Regions from separate parts of the Homo sapiens genome. Here region 1 is linked to region 2. A link is an interaction called in ENCODE POLR2A ChIA-PET data of the cell type or tissue named here. Cell type or tissue: PC-9. All regions are shown on one strand.

Evidence for each region. Peaks named below come from ENCODE experiments on the same cell type or tissue, not always from the same donor. Only the 100,000 strongest peaks of a DNase experiment are listed, where the experiment ranks them.
Region 1: POLR2A ChIA-PET joins it to region 2 with 19 read pairs; 2 of 35 experiments call an interaction of 5 or more read pairs at or near these places.

What each region holds. Positions count from the first base shown.
Region 1 is chr1:19,783,963-19,791,962 of GRCh38, reverse strand. TMCO4 (transmembrane and coiled-coil domains 4) reads left to right here. Exons shown (of 16, transcript NM_181719.7): 3 at 4,846-4,937. Among named protein-coding and RNA genes, the nearest start is that of TMCO4, 12 kb to the left of the region's middle. In PC-9, no CTCF peak of the experiment used is centred here; a DNase peak (open chromatin) is centred at 4,842.
Region 2 is chr1:19,865,689-19,873,688 of GRCh38, reverse strand. LOC105376823 (a long non-coding RNA gene) reads left to right here. Exons shown (of 3, transcript XR_947028.3): 2 at 7,937-8,000. Among named protein-coding and RNA genes, the nearest start is that of OTUD3, 13 kb to the left of the region's middle. In PC-9, no CTCF peak of the experiment used is centred here; DNase peaks (open chromatin) are centred at 1,318 and 6,768.

The DNA of each region.
Region 1 (8,000 bases), 82 kb after region 2:
AGGAAAGACTCACCCCCATGATTCAGTTACCTCCCACCAAGTCCCTCCCATGACATGTGGGAATTGTGGGAGCTATAATTCAAGGTGAGATTTGGGTGGGGACACAGCCAAACTATATCATTTGGTGTCTTCACAGTACCCGGGACAAGAACCTCAGGAGGCTACCGGGAGCTGGGAGCTCCTCCTTCCGTCAGTGACTCCTGAGCCCCAGGGCGCTGCTGGACCAGCCCTGTGTGTCTTAGGTGACCCCAGGGCACAGAGGTACTGCTGGTCCTGACAGAAGGGGCTTTTTCTCGTCGCAGGAATCCAGCACTCTCTTGGAATCAGTGTAACTTCTCAGACACACTTGAGATCCAGTTTTATTTTGGACTGGATCCTGATCCCAAATCAGATCAAGGGGTGGAGGCCCCCAAGAACCAGTATACACAGCAGGTGACGCATTCCCACACCACAGCTGCCCCCATGCTTGTGCAGCTGGAAGAGTTTGGGGTCCCAGCCTGTCCAGTTAGACAATCCATAGAGTTGGAACCATGGGCTCCCCCATTCCAGCATCATGGAGAGCTGAGAAGCTGAGAATTGCACTGTCTGTCCCACCAACCCTTGCTATTTTCTTTTCCTTTTTTTTTTTAATTTTAATTTTAATTTTAATTTTAAGTTCTGGGATACATGTACAGGATGTACAGTTTTGTTACATAGGTAAACATGTGCCATGATGGTTTGCTGCACTTAGCAGCCCATCACCTAGGTATTGAGCCAAGCATGCATTAGCTGTTTTTCCTAATGCTCTCTCTCCTCGCATCCCACCCGCTGACAGGCCCCAGTGTGTGTTCTCCTTCCTGTGTCCATGTGTGCTCATTGTTCAGCTCCCACTTATAAGTGAGAACATGTGGTGTTTGGTTTTCTGTTACTGAATTAGTTTGCTGAGGATAATGGCTCCCAGCTCCATCCATATCCCTGCAAAGGATATGATCTCATTCCTTTTTATGGCTGCATAGCATTCCATGGTGTATATGTACCACATTTTCTTTATCCAATCTATCATCAATGGGCATTTGGGCTGATTCCATGTCTTTGCTATTGTGAATAGTGCTGCAGTGAACATACACGTGCAGGTATCTTTGTAATAGAATGATTTACATTCCTTTGGGTATGTACCCAGTAGTGAGATTGCTGGGTCAAATGGTATTTCCGGTTCTAGATCTTTGAGGAATCGCCACACCGTCTTCGACAATGGTTGAACTAATTTACATTCCCACCAACAGTGTAAGAGTGTTCCTATTTCTCTGCAGCCTTGCCAGCTTCTGTTGTTTCCTGACTTTTTAATAATTGCCGTTCTGACTGGCATGAGATGGTATCTCATTGTGGTTTTGATTTGCATGTCTCTAATGATCAGTGATGTTGAGCTTTTTTTTTCATATGTTTCTTGGCAACATGAATATCTTTTGAGAAGTGTCTGTTCATGTACTTTGCCCACTTTTTAATGGGGTTGTTTGTTTTTTTCTTGTAAATTTGCTTAAGTTCCTTGATATTAGACATTTATCAGATGGATAGATTGCAAAAACTTTCTCCCACTCTGTAGGTTGCCTGTTCACTCTGATGATAGTTTCTTTTGCTGTGCAGAAGCTCTTTAGTTTAATCAGATCCCATTTGTCAGTTTTTGCTTTTGTTGCAATTGCTTTTGGTGATTTCGTCATAACATCTGTGCCTGTGCCTATGTGCTGAATGGTATTGCCTAGATGTTCTTCTAGGGTTTTTATAGTTTTAGGTTTTAAGTCTTTAATCCATCTTCAGTTAATTTTTGTATACGGTGTAAAGAAGGGGTCTAGTTTCAATTTTCTGCATACGGCTAGCCAGTTCTCCCAGCATCATTTACTAAATAGGGAATCTCTTTTTTTTTTTTTTTTTCTGAGGCAGAGTCTCACTCTGTTGTCACCCAGGCTGGAGTCCAGTGGCAGGATCTCAACTCACTGCAGCCTCGACCCCCAAGACTCAAGTGATTCTCCCACCTCACCCTCCCGAGTAGCTGGGACTGCAGGTACTCACCATCATGCCTGGCTAATTTTTGTATTTGTTGTAGAGATGGGGTTTTGCCATGTTGCCCAGGCTGGTCTCGAACTCCTGGGCTCAAGAGATCCACCTGCCTCGGCCTCCCAAAGTGCTGGGATTATAGGCATGAGCCACTGCACCCAGCCTCCTTTTCTTACTGACAAGACTTATTGGTCAAATGTATGGGACTTAACTGTGAACTCATCCCCACTGGCTTGGCTGGGCCACATGGGTCCAGGGCTTTCTGAGATAAAACACACTCCCCTTCTAAGGATCAAGAGGCAGAATTAGTTCTAATTAAAAGGGTTTTTTTCTACATTATAAAAGCACCAATAAGCTCATGACCGAAATGCTAAAAATATAGAAAAATAGAAAGAACAGAAACCAATCACCTCTAGTCCCTTAGCCCCACCAACCAAGAGACAATGATCATAAACATTTTGATGTATTTCCTTCTGATCTTTTTGCTCTGTGAAAGATGTTTTGTTATTTATTTATTTATTTATTTGAGGCAGAGTCTCACTGTGTCGCCCAGGCTGGAGTACAGTGCATTCAAGAGCATACTTGGCTCACTGCATTCTCTGCCTCCTGGGCTCTAGCAATTCTCCTGCCTCAGCCTCCTGAATAGCTGGGGTTACAGGCATGCACCAGCACAACCAGCTAATTTTCGTATTTTTAGTAGAGATGGGGTTTCGCCATGTTGGCCAGGCTGGTCTCGAGCTTCTCAACTCAGGTGAACTGCCTGCCTCAGCCTCCCAAAGTGCTGGGATTACAGGCGTGAGCCACTACACCTGGCTGAAACATGGTTGTTGTTTTTTTTAATTTAATTTTTTTTTTTTTGTGAGACAGAGTCTCACTCTGTCGCCCAGGCTGGAGTGCAGTGATGCGATCTCGGCTCACTGCAAGCTCCGCCTCCCGGGTTCACGCCATTCTCCTGCCTCAGCCTCCTGAGTAGCTGGGACTACAGGCGCGTGCCAGCACACCTGGCTAATTTGTTGTATTTTTAGTAGAGACGGGGTTTCACCATGTTAGCCAGGATGGTCTTGATCTCCTGACCTCCTGATCCACCTGCCTCGGCCTCCCAAAATGCTGGAATTACAGGCATGAGCTACCACACCCAGCCGAAACATGTTTTAAAAACATAACTAGAGTCATATTGTATATGCAGTCGAATTCTGTTCTACTACCTCTCTAGAACAAAATTATCCCTGATTTGTAGCATTTGCTAATTTCTGTGATGTAAATATTCCCAACATGCCAATCTCGGGCTGCCAGTGTCACTGGACACAGGGTTGGAAGGAGAAGCACAAAACGGATTGTCACCAGTGCAGCATGTTGTAATTTTAAATTATTTTTTTTCTGATCTCAAAATCGACACTTATTGTTAATAATTCATAAAACACAGATATATAAAAAAATTAAAATCATCCAGAATCCAATCCCGGTCCCTGCCTACCTGGAGTTAGCCACTGCCAGCATCCTGGTGCGTGTCCTAACAGTACCCTCTCTATGGATAGAGACCTACACAAAATAACTTTCTAGAGAGTTCAAAAGCGATACAAATTTGTGGCAGAAAATTTGGGGGAAATACAGAAAAGTCTCTGATATCTGTAAATGGCAATTCAGAGATAATTTTGGAGGCTGTTCTTCCAGTCATTTTTCTCCTCTCCATTGCTTTAACACGATTGGACTCATGGTGTGAATATTCAGTTTTTAGGCACAGTACAGGTACATTCTCATGCTGGGGAGGAACGCAACATCCAGGAGAAGGGTGTTCCCACTGATAACTTAATAAAAACCCCACTGAAGCTTAAAGAGGTAAAAAGTATTGTTTTCACTAGCATTGAAAATGGCACTAAGGGCTGGGTGCAGTGGCTCACGCCTGTAATCCTAGCACTTTGGGAGGCTGAGGCAGGCAGATTGCCTGAGCTCAGGAGTTCCAGACCAGCCTGGGCAACATGGCAAAACCCCGTCTCTACTAAAAATATGAAAAATTAGCCAGGCATGGTGGTGCGTGCCTGTAATCCCAGCTACTCAGGAGGCTGAGGCACAAGAATCACTTGAACTTGGGAGGCGGAGGTTGCAGTGAGCTGAGATTGCACCACTGCACTCCAGCCTGGGCGACAGAGCAAAACTGTCTCAAAAAGAAAGAAAGAAAAGAAAAAGAAAATGGCACTAAGGATGAAGCTCAAATTAGTTGAGGTTTTGGTTTTGAAGTTTTGGTTTGAAGTTGCGGTTTTGGGTCCTGAGACCTCCTTTGGGTAATTCCAGATGCTTGGCCCTTCCTCCATCTCCCTTCCCCATCTGATGCTCCATTGGCATGTGAGAAAGGGAGTGCCTTTAGGGAGAAATATAGGAAAATCTAGCTCTTGCTTAAGCCTGAAAGCTAGTTCATTCCTCGGTTCATGTAACTGACATTTTCTGAGTGCCCACTCTGTGGTTAGGCACCAGGTACAGATGTGGAGGCGACAGGGTGCCCGCTGAGGAACTGGATGCAGTGACCACAGCTCAGGGTACAGAGAGTTGAACAAGGACATTCAATGAGACAATCCATGGAAAGTGGCAGGGCCGTGCCCAGCACATGGTGAGTGCTCAGCAGTGGTAGCTGCCTGCCCTACCACCCTATTGAGAAGAGCACCCCACGTCAAGGAACGTGCAGGGCAAGGGCCCAGGGGAGCGACGGTGCAGTGCCAGGCTCCCCTGAGCTTTAACTGACCAGCCAGCTCCCTCTGCCGTAGCCTCCCCCAGATCTCACACTCCGTGGACCCACAGGCTGGTTTTTCTGGTTTTCTCCCGCAGGGCAATTTGCATATTTCTCCAAAGAACCATCCAGAACCTGAGCAGCCTGTCTTCAGACAGAGAGAGGCCCACGGCTGTTTCTTGAAATCTGGGTAAGTATTGAAGGTTTCTTTTCCTTCAGTAGCCCCTTATTACTATTTAAAATGGTCTTCTTTCTGAGTTCACATTTTCTGTCTCCCTCTCTAGAATATAATCTCCCAATTAAGGGGTCTTTATATGCCTGTCTTAGTCACCACTGTAGTAGGGCTAATACGTGTTTATTAGATTCATTTAACCCGTTAAGAGGTCAATATTCATTTATGTTTTACTTTTGCCTCAAGAAAAGGTTTTTAAAATTCTTTAGAGATGTTCGACTACTTTTTAAAAAAATTTTTATTTTAAAATAATTATAGGCTCACAGGAAGTTGCAAATATAGTACCAAGAGGTTCCATGCACCCTCATTCAGCCTCCCGCATGGCCGTTGCCTTTACAAGGAAGCCTAATTCCTTAGTGAGACGAACTTGGCCCTGCCTGGGGCAGCCCTTGGCAGCTTCTACTCCCACCTCATTTCTTCACGCCCACCCATTGTCCAAGCCCTGGCCGCACCAAACATCTTTTTGGTTCTTCTAAAGTGTTTCTCCTCTACCTCTGGGTCTTGACACATGCTTTTCCCTTTGTCAAAGACGTGCCCACCCCACCCCTGTCTGATTCACTCCTTGTTCAGGTCGCAGCTTTACCATCACCTTCTCCAGGGAGCCAGTGCTGGGTTCAGGGTCCCCATCTTGGGATCCCTCTGACTCTCATGTTTCCCCTGTCATGGTGTTTATCACACGGGTTGTTGTTGTCTGTTTTTTCTGTTTGTTCTGGTTTATTTTTCTTTGAGAGACAGGGTCTTGCTCTGTCACCAGGCTGGAGGGCAATAGTGCGATCACGGCTCGCTGCAGCCTCAAATTCCTCAGACTCCTGGGCTTAAGCGATGCTCCTGCCTCATACTCTTGAGTAGCTGGGACCACAGGTATGCTCCACCATGCCTGGCTAATTTTTAAAATATTATTATTTTTGTAAAGACAGGGTCTCACTTTGTTGCCCAGGCTCCTGCAGTCCTCCTGCCTCAGCCTCCGAAAGCTCTCGGATTACAGGCGTGAGCCACTGTGCCCAGCCACCATTGTCTGTGTATTTGTCTGTCTCTACCACCATACTGTTTCCTCTAAGGAATACCTCTCCACCCAGCCTGTGACTTCTGCAGGCCTCTGCTGGAATGACACCTTTCATCCACATACAGTAGCCAGCCCTGCTTCACCCCATCACTTCATATCCCCTCACCCTGCCTCACTGTTCCTCCCCCTGACCACTTCCTGAAGGAATGCTTAGTTAGCTATGTGTTGAGTGGGCTGCTGAGGGCATGGATTCTGCAACCAGACCTCCTGAGTGTGTGTCTCGGTTCTACTGCTTATTAGCTCTGTGACCTTGACCAACTTAGGTCGCTTTGTCATTATGTATTGGCATATTATTGCCTGTCTCCCACCAGAATGTAAGCCCCTTAAGAGCAGGGAACTTGTCAGTTTCATCCTCTGATCTGCCCTAAGGCCCAGAACAGGGCTTCCCACATCCTAGCCCCTTCTTCATTCATCCAGCAAGTATTTCCTGAATGCCTACAGTGATCCAGGTCCTGTCCAGAAAGCTCGGGGTGTGGCAGTGAAAAAACAACCAGGGAACTGCCTCGTACACACAGGTAAACAAATAAGTAAAACAAAACAAAACAAAAGAAACAAACAAAAAAACATTATTTTAGGTAAGAATGAGTAGTATAAAAATAGAACAGGGTGCTGAGATAGAAGACAAAGATATTAGGTTGGTGCAAAGTAATTGTGGGTCTTGCTATTAAATTGCAAAAACCACAGTTACTTTTGCACCAACCTAATACTGTAGCCTGGGTGGTCAGGGAAGGTCTCTCAGAGGAGGTGACATCTGGGCTGAGGCCAGATGATGTGATGGTCAGGGAAGGGTGGTCCCAGCAGGGAGAATGGCAGGTGCAAGGGCCTGGAGGGAATGAGCAGAAAGACAGCCAGTGTGGCTGTAGCGTAGTGAACAAGACCGGTGTGGGGACATGAGATGGAGTTCAGTGGCAGGCAGCAACCGGATTGCACAGGACATTTAAGCTTGTCCAATCTTCGGCCTGTGGGCCACATATAGCCCAGGACAGCTTTGAATGCGGCCCAACACAAATTCATAGACTTTCTTAAAACATTATGAGGTTGTCTTGCGAAATTTTTTTTTTTTTTTTTTTTTTTTAGTGCATCAGCTATCATTTAATGTTAGTGTATTTCATGTGTGGCCCAAACCAATTCTTCTTCCAGTGTAGCCCAGGGAAGCCAAAAGATTGGACACCCCTCTTAGGCCATCATACCAAGATTGGAATTTATCCTGATGTGATGGGAGGCTTTTGCAGGCTTTTAAGCAACCTAGTGACATGACTGGTCTATGTGACAAAAAGGTCACTGAGGCCACTATGTAGAGAATGCATTGTAGGGCATCAGGAGAAATTGTGTTGAATGAATGAATGAATTTGGTCTGAGTTTAGCTTTATTATTATTATTATTTTGTTAGATGGAGTCTTGCTCTGTTGTCCAGACTGGAGTGCAGTGGCACAATCTCAGCTCACTGCAACCTCTGCCTCCCAGATTCAGGTGATTCTCCTGCCTCAGCCTCCCGAGTAGCTGGGATTACAGGCACACCCAACCATGCACAGTTAATTTTTGTATTTTTAGTAGAGACGGGGTTTCACTATGTTGGCCAGGCTGGTCTCAAACTCTTGACCTCAAGTGATCCACCCGCCTCGGCCTCCCAAAGTGCTGGGATTACAGGCGTGAGCTACCGCGCCCAGCCTGAGCTTAGCCTTTTGTACTCTAGACACATCCTCATACCTCTGTGGTTAGAAGCAGGCCAGCTTACCCTTCCCTGATCAGAAAGCTGTTTATTATTGAGCTAAGAACTGGCGTGGGGCTTCCCAGATACCAGTTCAGTAAAATACTACCTTGGGCTCCTCTGAGTAATAGGTGCGATCAATATAGCCTCCAAGTGGCACGTGGAGTTGATTAAATGTAGTGGAAATTTCTGACCTGCTGACATCAGGCTAGTGCTGCCCTTGGCACTGCCCTTAGTTCATGGTTTATGC
Region 2 (8,000 bases):
TCCCCTGTCTCTTTCTGCCGGCAGTTCCTGTTCTTGATGGCCGTGGGTCATCCTCCGTGTGCCTCTGCCTGTCCCACTTTCCCTCTCCAACTTCCTCCTCTTCCTCTGCATTTCCAGTGCTCCTTTTATCTCACCCACTTAGCATAGGGTGGACCAAAATAAAAAATAAAACAACAGGTTTTGGAGTGGTCAGACAGAATTGAGTCCAGTTCCCACTTCTTACAAGCTGTGTGGCCAGCATTGTTTTCCATAATCTTTCTGAGCTCTAGTTTCTTTGTGTGGAAAAAATGAGAGCAGTTGGGGCTTCTTCTCCGGATTGTTCTGAAGTATTGATATCACAACTCCAGCAAAGTCCCTGGCACCGTAAGTGTTAGTTTCCCTCCTCCTCTTTCCCTTAATTTCTGGGCTTTTTTTTGTTTCCTTCCTCACCACTGCCCATTCTCTCTACTTTCTCCTAAATGGCTATAAGACCAAACTATATTACATATACTAAATTATTCATATGTGTGAAGTGAAGGGTTTAATATCCTTCATCATTCCTTTTCCTAGCCACTAGAAATTGCTAGAAACCTGGCCAGGCACTGTGGCTCACGCCTGTAATCCCAGCACTTTGGGAGGCTGAAGCAGGTGGATCACAAGGTCAGGAGTTCAAGACAATCCTGGCCAAGATGGTGGAAACCCATCTCTACTAAAATACAAAAATTAGCTGCGCATAGTGGCTGCCGCCTGTGATCTCAGCTACTTGGGAGGCTGAGGCAGAGAGTTGCTTGAACCCGGCAGGCAGAGGTTGCATTAAGCTGAGATCACGCCACTGCACTCCAGCCTAGGTGACAGAGCGAGACTCCGTCTCAAAAAAGAAAGGAAGGAAGGAAGGAAGGAAGGAAGGAAGGAAGGAAGGAAGGAAGGAAGAAAGAAAGAAAGAAAGAAAGAAAGAAAGAAAGAAAGAAAGAAAGAAAGAAAGAGAACATTCTGCATTTCTCTCAAGGACAATAAAACAACAGCTATTGTTTGTATGTGACCCTCACTTGATCCATTTCATCATTGGCCCTTAATGGGGAAAATATGGTTATGGGGTGGCAGTGGAGGACTCCTCTTCCTCATGCTCATTCAGTGAACTTGCTGGACCTCGAGCTGTGGGATTTATCTTTTACAGCTCCATAGCAATGTCTTTGTTTGGTGTCTGTGCCAGAGATCCTAATGGCCCACAGTATTTGCAGTCATCGTCATCCTGTGTAAACTCATTATTTACAACTGCATCATCAGCACCTGTGCCAGGACCCCACCCTGGGGCACAAATGAACTAACCAGGTGACGGGAAGTGGAAGGCTGTTCCACAGGCCACACGAGGGGGCAGCAGAAAGACATATTTTGTGATGTGGAGATGAACTGCCGTCAACTCGACTTTCCCCCACGTCTAAGGGAATAGACTTGGCATAAAGCAAAAAAGGCTTATAGAACATAAAAGCACATTGGAAATGATCCTTTTCCAACTTTGCTGTTTTATAGATGGAGAGATTGAGGTCCCAAGAAGGTAAAGTGGATTTGTTGGTCACATTAGCTGGTTACTAGCAGAGCAGGAACTCGAACACAGCCCTCTCTCCCTTCATCATCCCACACTGCCGGGCATGAAGTCCCATCCCCAAGGTGGGCCCAACAACTTCCTCTCTTTTCTCTCAATATACATGGATATTTTTCTGATATGAAAAATACATGTTGGCCGGGAGCGGTGGCTCATGCCTATAATCCCAGCACTTTGGGAGGCCGAGGTGGGTGGATCAACTGAGGTCAGGAGTTCAAGACCAGCCTAGGCAACATGGTGAAACCCTGTCTCTACTAAAAATACAAAAATTAGCCATGCGTTGTGGCGATCACCTGTAGTTCCAGCTAATCAGGAGGCTGAAGCACGAGAATCGCTTAAACCTGGGAGGCGTAGGTTGCAGTGAGCTGAGATCGCGCCATTGACCTCCAGCCTGGGCATCAGAGCGAGACTCTGTCACAAAAAAAAAAAAAAAAAAAAAAAAAAAGAGAAATACCTGCTCATGATAGAAAACCAAAAAAGACATTAAAAATTTAAAAGAAAACAAAATCACCCATACTTGCACTCTCAGGAATAATGATTGTTGCCATTTTGATGTGTTAGGTTGAACCATATGAAATTGCTGATATTTGACAATTTTCAGCCTACAAAAATGACAATTTCATACGGTTTAACCTAATATTTCCTCCCACCTTTTCTCCACGACAAACATAAAATTATTTTAAAATATAAAACAAGGATGAGACTACATGTGTATATTTGTGTGTATTTCTTTAGAGCCTACCTTTTTTTTTTTTTTTTTTTTTTTTTGAGATGGAGTCTTGCTGTGTCACCCAGGCTGGAGTACAGTGGCATGATCTCTGCTCACTACAACCTCCACCTCCCGAGTTTAAGCGATTCTCCTGCCTCAGCCTCCCGAGTAGCTGGGATTACAGGCATGCGCCACCCCGCCTGGCTAATTTTTTGTATTTTTAGTAGAGATGAGTTTCACTATATTGGCTAGGCTGGTCTTGAACTCCTGACCTCGTGATCCACCCGCCTCGGCCTCCCAAAGTGCTGGGATTACAGGTGTGAGCCACCGTGCCTGGCCTAGAGCCTACCTTTTAAAGTGAAGTATTAGCAATTACAAATATATAAAGAGAATAATGCCACATACACTCACATGTCTCCCACTCTTCCCCTGAGAAATAAGATGTCACATATACAATTGAAGCCCGCTATCCACCTCTCCCCAACAGGAGTTCCTCCCTATCACCTTGAGATAACTACTATCATCACTTTGGTATTTATCGCACATTGGTTTGTATCACTAAATCATATGCAGTATTGTTTAGCATTTTTAACTTTATATAAATGAGACCAAGGTAGATGTATCTTCCATGACTTTTATTGTTTATAAAGGATTATATGTACGTATATATATATACACATAGTTTTTTTTTTTTTTTTGAGACAGAGTCTTACTCTGTTGCCCAGGCTGGAGTGCAGTGGTGTGATCTCAGCCCACTACAACCTCTGCCTCCCAGGTTCAAGCGATTCTCCTGCCTCAGCCTCCCAAATAGCTGGGATTACAGGCACATGCCACCATGCCCTGCTAATTTTTGTATTTTTAGTAGAGACAGTGTTTCGCCATGTTGGCCAGGCTGGTCTCGAACTCCTAACCTCAGGTGATCCACCCACCTCGGCCTCCCAAAGTGCTGGGTTAGAGGCCTGAACCACCGCACCCGGCTGAACTGTATATTTTTGAAACTTATCCATGTTGATGATACATGTAGCTTTTGTTCACTCACTTTCAATTTTTTGCTATTAAATATTCAGATTTACTATCTGCCTGACTCCACTAGACAGGAATCTTCCGCGGTGGAGACTCTGTCTTAGTTATCCGTGGCACCCAGGAGGCCCCAGAAATGGCCATTGAGTGGAATGGACAGATGCAGGAAGTGAAAAGCTGAAAATCACTTTGCCAGATAAGCCCAGACTCATCTGTTGAGCACTCAAGGCAGACAGCACTGATAAGAAGGCCCTTGTATCTGGGAGAGGCAGACGTCAAAGCTGAACATTTCTTTATGATGCCTCTCTCAAGTGACAGATTCAGAGTTCTAAGGCATCTGATCCAGAACTGGAGGGGAGGACGGAAGCATCAGGAAAAGCTCCCAGAGAGCCCAGAACTCATTCCTGAAGGATGAGTAGGTTCCTCTCTTCATGGCAACCAGAGCCAGAAGCCCAAATTTATTTTTTATTCTTTATGTTTTTTAGAGAGACAAGGTCTCATTCTGCTACCCAGGCTGGGTTCAGTGGCATGATCATAGCTCACTATAACCTTGAATTCCTGGGCTCAAGCAATCCTCCCACTTCAGCCCCCCAAGTAGCTGGGACTACAGGCACACACCATCATGCCTGGCTAATTTTTTAATTTTTTTGTAGATACAGGGTCTCACTATGTTACCCAAGTTGGTCTCAAACACCTGGCCTCAAGCCATCCTCCCACCTCAGCCTCCCAAAGCACTGGGATTACAGGTGTGAGTCATCGCCCCCAGCCCACATTTTTAGATAAAGGCATTTACTTATATGTCCTCAGGATTCTTTGGTTATACCCATAAAACCAAGTTTTTCAGACCATTAACATGTATGATTGGTAGAAAAATGGCATTGCTGGAGCCATAAAACACAGACAACGAAAAATAACAATTCCTTTGTCAAAATCTACCCACCTCTGATGAGTTCAAAGTTACAGGAATAGTAACAAGTCACAGTGGCAATGAGGCATAGAGGCGAGAGTTTAGGGGCTCTGGAATCAGATGGAGCTGAATCAGAATCCTGGCTCATCCACTTCCTAAATGTGTGACCCTGGGCAAGTCATTCACCTCGTTCAGTTTCTATCTCTTCATCTGCAAAATAGAGATACAAATGTCTACCTTGCAAGTTGATGGATATAACCTGCCTGGCATATAGTGTGTATCCTATAAATGGGAGGAAATCCTATGATCAGACTGGGTTGGCAGAGAACTGCCTTTGACTATTGAAGGTGGACAGGGTTGATGAGAGAGTAAACTCCTCATAGCCATGAAAACCCTGCATCTCACTGTGACTGCTGATACAAGCCACTGGTCCTGTAGAGTAGCTGGGAATCATTCTCAGCCCTCCTCGAGAACACGCCTGTCCTGTGAAGAAGATAAATCTGGTCTGGATGCAGTGGCTCAAGCCTGTAATCCCAGCACTTTGGGAGGCCAAGGTGGGTAGCTCACCTAAGGTCAGGAGTTTGAAATCAGCCTGGCCAATATGGTGAAACACCATCTCTATTAAAAATACAAAAATTAGCCAGGCGTGGTGGCAGACGCCTGTAATCTCAGCTACTCAGGAAGCTGAGGCAGGAGAATCACTTGAACCTGGGAGACAGAGATTGCAGTGAGCCAAGATTACGCCACTGCACTCCAGCATGGGTGACAGAGCAAGAGTTCATCTCAAAAAAAAAAGAAAAGAAAAAAAAAGAAGACATATCTGCTGATAGCCTAGGAAGCTGCTTCCTTTGGCTCTGTGTTCGTTTCTCTTCTTGGAGAAGATGAAAGGAATAAATGGGTACGTATTATATCGGTAAAGTCTAGGAGAGACCCAGTCCTAGAGAGAGGATCTCTCAAATAAAGCAGAAGATTTCCAAGCCCATTTAAAAGTTCACAAAAAATGTCACATGCAAAAGCATAAACCTAAACATCCTGAAAGGAGGGGAAATCCGGTGTTTCCACTACCTACTACTTCCCAGGTGAATATCTCTATAGTTTTCCATTACAAGAAAGAATTGCGGTCAAAATGACCCCCTTGCAGTAGATCTATTCAAATAAAAGAGCATTTAATTTTTGTATTTACAGCTAATCATAATATTACACTCAGTCTCTCCACCCACACACACTTTAAATTAACCTTTATTTCAATTTGCACAGCTAGAACAACTAGAGTTTCTCCATTTTTCTGGTGAAAAAAATGCCATGATTTAAAAGGTACACACCAGGCAGGGCATGATGGCTCACACCTGTAATCCCAGCACTTTGGGAGGCCAAAGCAGACGGATCACTTGAGGCCAGGAATTCAAGACAAGCTTGGCCAACATGGTGAAATCCCATCTCTACAAAAAATACAAAAATTAGTTGGGACTGGTGGGACATGCCTGTAATGCCAGCTACTCGGGCTGCTGAGGCACAAGAATCACTTGAACCTGGGAGGCAGAGGTTGCAGTGAGCCAAGATCATGGTATTGCACTCCAGCCAAGGCAACAGAGCAAGATTCTGTCTCAAAAAAATTAAATTAAATTAAAACTCCTCATCATTTGACTCAATACCTAGCCTCAGAAATAATCATTCAGGCATATATTTTCATGGGAAAGATGACAAGCAACTTAAATGGCTACCCCATAGGGGCTTTTTCAAATAAACAAGGAATTCCGCCATATCATAGAATAATCAGTAACCAATAAAAATAGTCTCATAGAAAATGACAGATCAAATGAAATGAAACGGTGTATGCAATGTGTTATTGGGTGAAAAGAGAAGTTTGCAAAGAGGTGGGGCTCCCATTTTTGGAAAAAGACACACACGTACATACATGCAGAGAGAGAAAGAGAAAATGAAAGAATAGGCATCAAATTAAGTTGATTACCTCTGGGCTCTCAGAATTGGACATGATTTTTACTTTGTTTTGTTTGCATTTTTTGCATGTTTGTATTTTTCTAAATTTCAGACATTAAAATTTTATTACAGTGGTATTTTTTTAAATAAAAAGCATCCCAAAGAAGATGTGAACAACTTTTGGAACACCTGGCCCTTTGCTCTAAGCCTGTTCTCTAAGCTTTCATCAGCACCAGACCTCAACAATTCTAGGGCTGGAGCAGCCTCTCATAGGAAAAGTTCAACTATTTCTTTCTAGAGCAGCCAACCCTAACTTTGATTCTGTCAGGTATGTCATTCGTGACATTATATAAGCATATTATTGGTACCAGGAATTGACATAGCTGCCATACTCATTGGCTTGGCTTGTCCAAAAAGAAAACTGGAGAATACAACTCAGATTTTTAAGATTTTGAGTACTGTTCCTTGGGGACAGTCCACTCATGCTTACAGCTGTGACATTGGCATTACTGTAGCATCAGGAATTTGAGATGGGCTGATTGTCACATGGGTGGCTGAGTCACTTAATTATAGACTAACAAAAGCTACTAGCACTTTGCTATGAAGCTAGAACCCGCCCTTACTCCCCTCTCAGACAGAAATGACCAGCCCACTTTGTGCCATGGTGAATCTATTACATACTCCTTAGATTCTTTGTAACATTCAAGAGCTTTGCAGTCATAAAATGGTAGCCAGGCTGGTCTTCTTCCCAACAATGGTAGTTTACAAAGGTAGTGAGAGCAATGCATTTGGGAACAGATCAAGTGAAAATGTAAAAGTGTCCAAAGAAGTAATATAACACCCCTTTCCCCAACCCAAAAATACTCCCTCCAGCTCTAACATCACCACCTACAGGAAGCCTGTCAGGTTTTCCCAAGCTACTCTTAGACCAAGAACTATCACCTCTTTATCCCCAGATGAGGCCCTGACTTTTGAGAGTCTACAGATGAATGAATGAATGAATGAGTATGTGACTCCGCAAGTACATGAGAGAATGAATATCAGAATGAGTAAGTGAATGTATCTGCTTCAGCAGCATTTGGTAGATATATCTGCTCATTTATTTCACAAAAATTGATGAAGGATTTACTCTATGCCAGATTCTATGATGGGTACTGGGATACTAACAAGATAGACAGGTCCCTGCTTTCAGGGAGTTTATATTATAGTTGGGGAGATAGTCGACACACAAAGAAACAAATGTGTGTATGATTTCAGATGGTGATAGCACTGTGAAGAAAACACATGGGGGTATATGAGACAGAGTGCCTGGGGGTGCTGAATGACTAGAAGATAAGGGCAGCAGGGAAGTCTTCTTTTTGAAGGTGGAATCTAAGCTCTGACTTAGAATGACTGTGTAAGCACTTCTTATGGGCATATGTGACATTACCTTTTTCCTGGGGGGCTCTGGGGAGAATGACTACATCTTATTCATCATTGCATGCTATCAGGTTACAGTAGCAAGCACATGGGATTTGCAACCAGACTACCTGAGTTCAAATTCTGCTTCTACCACTTACTAGCTATGGACCTTGGGTAAGTTACCTAAACATTGAAATCTCAGTTTCCCCACCCAAAAATGGGGTAGGGAATGATGATGATTATGACGATGATAATGATAATACATTTCTAAAAGATATTGCTGTCTGCCCAAAACTCATGCCTCCCCTTCCATAGTGTGAAGTTGTTGCTGAAAAGCGGCTGCCCAAACCTGGGTTCCATTTTCCAGTCTTCTTGTACCCAGATGCAGCCATGGGACTAATTTCTGCCACGGGGACATGAACAGAAGTGACGTGTGTCATCATCCA